Regions from separate parts of the Homo sapiens genome. Here all the other regions are linked to region 2. Evidence: chromatin contacts called from ENCODE Hi-C or POLR2A ChIA-PET data. All regions are on one chromosome and are shown on one strand. Each heading gives the region's core, a stretch centred on a gene start or an enhancer-like site at or near the end of the contact. The rest is flanking DNA. Distances are from core to core; before and after follow the strand shown.

Region 1 (2,726 bases), core at 170-2,669, 160 kb after region 2:
CATTCCCTGGGGGACGGCAAAGAATGAGGAACCTGGTCAGATATGCAGGGTGGGAAATCTTGCCAAAATGACTCAGGGTTCTTTGCTAAAACTGGATCTTGCAAGGAAGTGCAGATGGGCTTAGAAGAAGATCCAGAAGCCTGACAAAAGTCTGGTCAATCAGAGAATCTTTGTCAGAGGTTGAGACCACTGGTCTTTAAAAGAGATCAAGTAAGAATCAGATTTTTCTCAATGTGAGAAGGCTACTATGACTGATTTCTGTCACTCAAGGTTCAGATTTTCTTTTCTTTTTTTTGAGACGGAGTCTCACCCTCCTCACCCAAGCTGGAGTGCAACGACGCTATCTCAGTTCACGGCAACCTCCGCCTCCCGGGTTCATGCCATTCTCCTGCCTCAGCCTCCCGAGTAGCTGGGACTACAGGCACACACTACCACATCCGGCTAATTTTTGTATTTTTAGTAGAGACGGGGTTTCACCATATTGGCCAGGCTGGTCTTGAACTCCTGACATCAAGTGATCCTCCCGCCTCGGCCTCCCAAAGTGCTGGGATTACAGGCGTGAGCCACTGCACCTGGCCTCAAGGTTCAGATTTTCAAGGAGACACGGATCCAACTCCCCCTCCCACATTTACACAGCCTGTAAGATTGGTGTCCTGTCTCCAACTGGACATTAAACCAGGAGACTTAGATTATTCCCTTATAGGTTGTGACCCCTGGGGTCTTCCCTTTTTATCTTGGGAGCTCAGGCATTTTGTTATATTTTATCAAGTATGTCTAAATATTTTTGTAATGGAAGATTTTCTAGGTTATCCTGTCCTCAATACAGCCAGAAAAGGAAATCTGTCTTCTTCCTTACTTAAAATGTCACTTTGTACTAAATTCCTGTATCTTCTTGACTCTCTTTCTGGCATATGCTATTCCAGAATGAACATTCTTACAGTTTTTTATACACACAGCCACATTGCTTTAAAAAAGGCCATTTACCTTTCTATCAGTAATTGTCTGCAAACCCTGGGAATTATTTTCTTAAAAAAATCTTTGCCAAACTGATTGATGGAGGAAAAATGGTATCCAAGTGCTGCTGTTATTTCTGTTAACTCTGTCCCCTCTATTTTAGCGAGGGTGGTCATGTTTCATGTTTCTTTGCTCTTCCCATTTTGTGAATTGTCTGTTCATGTCCCTCACCCGTCTGTCTACAAGGGGACTCATCTTTCTCGTAGGTAGGACTTTGGCCTAGGAAGCCACTGCAAAGCAACAAGACAGCTGCTTTGAGATCACTGGCCCAGTCTCCTCTGTGTCAACCTGACTGGCTGAGACTCAGGTTTACAGATCAAAAAACAGCAAGCAGCACAAAATTTTGGCGGGTTGTCCTGCAAATAGTGCCGCTGACGCAGAATCTGCAGGCCAAGGGGTGTGTGATGGGGACAAGAGCTGCTGTACCAGAAGGTCATCACCATGGACACACCCTCGCCTCGGCTTTGGCAGTTGACAACGAAACCTAAATCAGAAGGAAAAACAGACAAGGCAAACAAGTTTTGGTCATGCGCTCTTCTGTAGCTAATGTTTTCCCTCGGTAGAAAGCAGACAGAGAGGGCCAGGCGCGGTGGCTCACGCCTGTAATCCCAGCACGTTGGGAGGCCGAGGCGGGTGGATCACAAGGTCAGGAGATCGAGACCATCCTGGCTAACACGGTGAAACCCCGTCTCTACTAAAAATACAAAAAAAAAAAAAAAAATTAGCCTGGCATGGTGGCGGGCGCCTGTAGTCCCACCTGGAGGCCGAGGCAGGAGAATGGTGTGAACCCAGGAGGCGGAGCTTGCAGTGAGCCGAAAGTGCTCCGACAGAGCGAGACTCCGTCTCAAAAAAAAAAAAAAAATGCAGACAGAGAGAACGTGAGAGGACCCAAGTCTACTTAGGAAGCTTTCCTGATGCCAGATAAACTTTACAGGGAAGTCAGGACCCAGTAAAGTGTAGAAACACTCGTTTTTTGTTTGTTCGTTTGTTTTAAGACAAAGTTTCGTTCTTGTTGCCCAGACTGAAGTGCAATGGCACTATCTCAGCTCACTGCAACCTCCGCCTCCCATGTTCAAGCGTTTCTCTTGCCTCAGCCTCCCAAGTAGCTGGGATTACAGGTGTCCACCACCACTCTCGGCTAATTTTTTGTATTTTTAGTAGAGACAGGGGTTCACCATGTTGGCCAGGTTGGTCTCGAACTCCTGTCCTCAGGTGATCCACCCGCCTCAGCCTCTCAAAGTGCTAGGATTACTGGTGTGAGCCACCACACCTGGCCTTTTTTTTTCTTAAGTATAAAATTGTTGTTTGCCATTTTGTATTTAAAATTTTTTAATTGTGGTAAAAAAAAATACTTAACATTAAATTTACCATCTTAACTTTTTTTAAGAGGCAGGGCCTGGCTCTGTTGCCCAGGCTGGAGTGCAGTGGTGTGATCATAGCTCACTGCAGCCTCAAACTCCTGGGCTCAAGTGATCCTCATACCCCAGCCTTCAGAGCAGCTAGAACTACAGATACACACCACCACGCCCTGCCAATTTTTTATTTTATCGTAGAGACGGGATCTCGCTATGTTGTCCAGGCTGGTCTTGAGCTCCTGGCCTCAAGTGATCCTCCCACGTCAGCCTCCCAAAGTACTGGGATTACAGGCATAAGCCAGCATGCCCAGCCAACTTAAACATTTTTAAATGTACAGTTTAGTTTATTCACGTTGT
Region 2 (2,756 bases), core at 126-2,625:
CCTAGGAGATCAGAGAAGAAAGAATCAGAGTGACCACTGTGCAAGAAATCACCGGAAACCAGTTCCCAAAGGAGCACCGAAACCCCGATCAGAAGAGCAGGTGTGTGTGTGTTGGGGGGGGGGGGGGGGTAGAAGAGACTAGTCCTATCAGGTAGTGAAATATATGATTGGTTATCTGGTAAAAACAAGCAAAAATGCCACAAGGTCTTAGAGAATGAGTAAGCTGGCAAGTTCAAGGTCGTCATCTTACCCAAAATGGTTTTTGGGCAATGGGATGGGGTGAAGACTCCCTGGGGCAGTAACATCCCTGAAACAGTGAGAAGGGAATCTTGAGATGGGGAGAGCTCCCTCCACCCACCCATCCACTCGCCCATCCCTCCCCGCACCCTTTATTCCTGTCATCTTTTCATGTGACAATAAATTGGACAGCCCTGCTTGGAGCCAGCAGTGCGACTCTGCTGCCCTTCATAGACCCTCTGGGCCTATGTGTAACCAGGAAGCAAGATTATTTGAGAAAGAAGAGAGAAAAAGAAAAACGCGGGATGCAAAATAAACAAATAAATAAATAAATGAATTGGCAAGTCCAAGGCAACCATAATTTCTTCCCTCCATTTTCCGACTGAATTCACGTCCAAGAATCTTCTGGAACCTTCCCTCCCTGCTTCCACCTCACCCCCACCTCGACTCCAGGACCTAGACCTGGGCCTGGAGATTTCACACCCCACACCCCTTCTCTGCCCTCCTGCCCTCCTGCCGCGCTCTCCTGCTCCCCAGGGCCCTACTCACCCCTCGCTCCGGGGTCGCCCCTGACGCCCACCCGCGGCTGAGGTCGCACGCTCCAGCCTCAGTCCACCCTGGAACCCTGCATTTGGCAGCCACGAGAGCCCATCTCCCGCCCAATCAAGAGGCCGTCGCCCTGGAGACGGAGGACCCCAGCTGGGGTCACCCCTTGCAGCCTCCTCTCCCGTGCTTGCCGGTTCTTGCCACCCTCCGCCGCTTGCACCGGACCCAGGCGCTCATCCCCCGCTTCCCCCGCGCCCCAGCCCGGTCACGCCTCGGAGCTTGTCCCCACCTGGCCGTGCTCAGAGTCTGCCTGCCCGGCGTCCCACACGCACCGCAGGGCCCCACCGCCTCTTGGTGAGCCGCGGTGGCTCGGGTCCCGGGTCCCCAATAGGCTGCGCTCCCGGCAGGCAGCTTTCTTCCCGGCGCGGGGCTCGTTCCCTGAGGCCAGGCCGCTCAGTGGCCGCAAGAGCGACCTTCCCACATGTCCCCAGGTGTGCGCACAAGCCCGGGGTGAGACCAGAAGCTGCTGCCTGCAGAGCCCGACCTTGCGTAGATGACTCCGCGAGTGCAAGGGGCTGCAGGCATTTTCTTACAGGAGGTAGCAAGCTTGTCTAAGCAGAGGCCCTCTTAGCGCAGTGGGCAGCGCGTCAGTCTCATAATCTGAAGGTCCTGAGTTCGAGCCTCAGAGAGGGCAGCTGTTTTGTTGTGCTACGAATGCAGCAAATGTTCGGATGTAACCCAGCAAAGCACTCTGAACTATGGGCAAAGAGTAGGTGTGTCCCTCAAGGACCAGAGAGTAACAATTGCAGCAAATATGCGGATGTCACCCAGCAAAGTGCTCTGAACTATGGGTAAAGAGTAGATGTGCCCCTCGAGGACCAGAGGGTAAGGATGTGCCATCACCTGACAGCCAGGTGTACAGGAGCAGGGGACCCTGCCACAGGGCCGCGTAAATAAAATACATGGTAAGGTCAACTCGCGAATGAATCACCCTTGCTCATAACGAAAAGAAACTCAGATCACAGCCACAGGAACTGCTATTGTCCCCTCTCCCAGGAATTAAAATCCACAAATGAGGCCGGGTGCATTGGCTCACATCTGTAATCCCAACACTTTGGAGAGCCAAGATAGGAGAATAGCTTAAGCCCGGGAATTTAGAGACCAGCCTGGGCAACATAATGGGACCCTGTTTCTACAAAAAATAAAAATAGCCAGGCGTGGTGGCAAGTACCTCTAGTCCCAGCACCTCTGAGGTGGGAGGATCGCTTAGGTCGGAGCTGCAGTGAGCCCTCATCACACCATTGCACTCCAGCAGTTTTAAAACAAAACAAAACAAAAACCTCCACAAATGAGAAAACACGCACTGTTGGCATGAATGTAGGCAAACGGACACTAAGCGTTGCTGGTGAGAGCTAAATTGAGTCAATTCCTCTTGCAACATCTATGAAAATCAGCCTCCTAGACCACTTCCAATCTCTTTTTTCCTCGACCTTCCTCTGCTAGGAGAAAGGCCTTGTCTCCACCCTCGCCTCCATCCCAGACCCAGCTTCCAAGAGCCAGGAAGACCGAGGCAGTCAGCACCCAGCCTCAAGAGATCTAGGAGAGGGGGATGAGGCGTGGCTTGAATGACAAGCTCTGATTCTAGCTCTAGCTGAATCCTTCCATATTTTTCATTACAATACCTTCTATTTATTTTGTAGTTTATTCTCTATTAGTTATTTAGAAGCATATTTAATTTCCAAAATAGGAAAATTCTAGTTTTATTTTTATTATTTATATCTTAATTGCATTGTGGTCAAATAATATATTCTGTAAAAGTTAAATCCTTTGAAATTTATGGCTCAGGTATATGGTCGTTGTAAATGCTGTGTATGTGGGTGGGGTGGGGGTGTGTTCTGTAGTGGTTGTGTGCCTTGTTCTAAGTTTTCTTTTTTTTTTTTTGAGACTGAGTCTCGCCCTGTCGCCCAGGCTGG
Region 3 (2,700 bases), core at 178-2,677, 140 kb after region 2:
AAATGAGTTAAAGACCAATAATTCTTTTCTACATTTGAAACACACAAAAATTAAGACACACATGTGCTAGTTCTTCTGTTTATTGTTTTCTTTGAGGAATTGGGCATCACCTCCTATACAGCTTCAACCTTAACCTTAGCAAATGACTGACTGCCTCTTTGGAAGGTGCTGTGAAACAATTTGGCCTATAGAGAGCATCTGTATTTGCAGGTTCTATAACATTATATGAAACTTGTTTGTAAATAAACCTAAATTGTTTAAAATAAATAAGGATATAAATAATATGTACTGAGAATTCAGTTCTTTTCCAACATATATGCAATAATTCAAACTTCAGGGTACGTAAAATACAACACCTCACACAGAATAATGTGCAGAATATGCGGAGTAACAAAAATTCTCTCCTTGACCAAACTCTAGCCAGGTTCCTCTGAGCCATTTGTGGACTAGGCCTCAACAGACTTGAACAAAACTCTAACACAGTCTCTAACAGTTCAAGGTAGCATCTCTAGGATGACTCCAGCCCCGCTTTAAAGGGCCTGCCTAAAAAAACTCAGGCTGCCAAAGGAATTTACTGTTCCAGCCAACACCTTAAGATATGGCTCCTATCTCCCAGCATCTGTAGGAGGATAAAAGCCTAACTTCCAGAAACACCCTTTAACAAACCCAGATGGGTTTCACATGGACTAACCCCTACTTCGCACTTTTTGTAATCTTTCACTTCCCTCACTCTTCTGAGCGCCCCCTCATTCCTCTCCCCTTCCCTATTTCCCCATTTTTCCTTTAAAGTCTGAGTAACATTTGTACAAATCAAAGTTGAGTTCAGTTCGTGCTGGACTCCTCCTTATTCCATTAGTATATTACTGGTTAAAACCTGTCTCAACCGCTTTACTGTCCTGCTTTGTCTTTGACAAAGGCACGGGGGTGGATTTATTTTTCTGGCTGAGTAGAGATCCTAATGTCAGGCACTGCGGACGGTGAGGGCCACGATTCTTTGGAGAAAAGTTCCAAGGGGCTATACCATTGGAAACTAACACCAGCTAATAGAATTGTCTGCTCTGCGTCACAACTCATGGAAGTTGCTGCTTCTGATCCAGAGCTGGGAAAGGTTAACAGGTGATTACAAAAGCCTAGGATGTTTTGTCAACTTCCTGGAACAATTCCACCAGTCAGAGCCCAAACCGGGGGCAAAGGAGGAAGAGAAACTCGAAGCAGGGTGTGACCAGGGTAGACAGGCTGAAAAAGGAAACAAAATGTAACATCCTAAGAGAACGCAGAGGCCGAATAAAGGAACTAACCCTCACCTGCAGCTCAGATTCTACGCCGGCGCCCGGAGCTGTGTCCTGTTGCCTAGCGACGGCGCATGCGCACTGACTAGCGCAGCCCCCTAAACATGCATCCGCGCCTGCGCAGCCGCGGGTCGCCCAGGGTTGGGATGTTGGTGTCGGCTGGGGGCTGCTGTGAGGCGCTTGGTAGCACCCAGTCCTGATACTCTCCAGTTACCCGGTAGGCGGGGCTCGGACACAAAGAAAAGGTGAATTCGCAGCTGAGAGCCCTTGTTTCCGGTCCTTTTTTTTTTTTTTTTGAGATGGAGTCTCGCTCTGTCACCCAGGCTGGAGTGCAGTGGCGCCATCTCGGCTCACTGCAAGCTCTGCCTCCGGTGTTCAAGCGATTCTCCTGCCTCAGCCTTCTAAGTAGCTAGGATTACAGGCGCGCGTCACCACGCTTGGCTAATTTTTGTATTTTTAGTAGAGCCGAGGTTTCACCAAGTTGGTCAAGATGGTCTCAAACTTCTGACCTCGTGATCCGCCCGCCTCGGCCTCCCAAAGTGCCGGGATTACAGGCGTGAGCCACCGCGCCCGGCCGTCTCCGATCTTTACACGCATTCTTCGTGTTATCTGAAGACACTCTGACGCCACCACCCAAAGCAACTGGCAGTTGACTCTTGGCAATTTTAAGCTTGTGTGGAAAGCAGCCGCCGCCCGGTAGCTCCTTTTTATCTAGAGACACTCAGGATGTGGGGGACACCCCAGCAATGCCATCCCTCCTTTGACCTCCAGAGCGCGCAGAATTACAAAGTTGAGTAATACTTTATTTGAAAAAATGAAAAGTGCACACACACACACACACACACACACTTACATAGGCACAGTATAATCTGGAAGTATGACCAGCAAATGATAACTGATTCCCTCAGGGGAGAAGAAACTGGGTGGCTGAAGGACAGGAATGAGAAAGAAGGACAGTTGCGTTTGTTTGTATCGTTTGAAATTGTCCAGTGTGTATGTGTTCTTTTCAAATGTTTGAAGAACCATTGGCTCCCTTATCAAAATGTAAATACCAAGGAAAATCAGGAATTTAAGAAGTCTAAGAATTCTGTAATGCTGGGTAGAATTTTCTGTACGTGTAAAACTAAAATGTCTTTTGTAAATCACTGAGTCTTCCTGTTTATTTCTGGTTAGAGATCTTTGGGGGCTTGGATGGAGGAACAGGAAAAGAGGAGCCAGGCTTTTTTGGAAAATTGGCGGCAGCGGTGGCATACGGGAAACTGAAATCTTTATCTAATCTCATCCTTTGTATATTCGTCTTGGATTTGCTGAAGAAAATTAAAAGGTAAATTTTGCTGTGAGCTCACTGAACTCAAATTGAAAGGGAACATATGCTGTTTATTTTTGTGAAGGACATTAATTGGGTGTGACT

The links. A loop is a pair of places that touch in the nucleus more often than their neighbours do. ChIA-PET counts read pairs that join two places held with the same protein, here RNA polymerase II (POLR2A). Pooled maps may share reads with other maps.
Region 1: a map of K562 shows a loop between it and region 2 (1.9-fold over the local background). The contact joins the enhancer-like site here to the promoter of LINC02136 in region 2. A Hi-C loop is called at or near these places in 1 of 168 maps with a recorded cell type or tissue (K562).
Region 3: a loop to region 2 is called in a pooled map, with 2.8 times the contacts of the local background. The contact joins the promoter of TAT-AS1 here to the promoter of LINC02136 in region 2. A Hi-C loop is called at or near these places in 1 of 168 maps with a recorded cell type or tissue (HepG2) and 7 of 50 pooled maps. POLR2A ChIA-PET finds 5 or more read pairs at or near these places in 7 of 52 experiments (A549, BJ, GM12878 and 4 more).

What each region holds. Positions count from the first base shown.
Region 1 is chr16:71,580,497-71,583,222 of GRCh38, forward strand. No RefSeq gene overlaps it. Among named protein-coding and RNA genes, the nearest start is that of TAT, 4.8 kb to the left of the region's middle. Within about 2 kb of position 1,420, at least 3 of the 41 ENCODE cell types and tissues checked have a DNase peak (open chromatin) inside an H3K27ac peak, as active enhancers do.
Region 2 is chr16:71,425,089-71,427,844 of GRCh38, forward strand. It overlaps LINC02136 (long intergenic non-protein coding RNA 2136), which reads right to left and starts at 1,376. Exons shown (of 3, transcript NR_146574.1): 1 at 1,073-1,376. TRM-CAT2-1 (tRNA-Met (anticodon CAT) 2-1) reads left to right here and starts at 1,405; the gene lies at 1,405-1,477. RefSeq lists enhancers at 794-1,294, 1,846-1,945.
Region 3 is chr16:71,563,589-71,566,288 of GRCh38, forward strand. TAT-AS1 (TAT antisense RNA 1) reads left to right here and starts at 1,428. Exons shown (of 3, transcript NR_103852.1): 1 at 1,428-1,534; 2 at 2,463-2,613. TAT (tyrosine aminotransferase) reads right to left here. Exons shown (of 12, transcript NM_000353.3): 12 at 2,072-2,700. LOC124903710 (a long non-coding RNA gene) reads right to left here and starts at 1,352. Exons shown (of 2, transcript XR_007065106.1): 1 at 1,305-1,352; 2 at 65-1,236. RefSeq lists an enhancer at 1,848-2,379.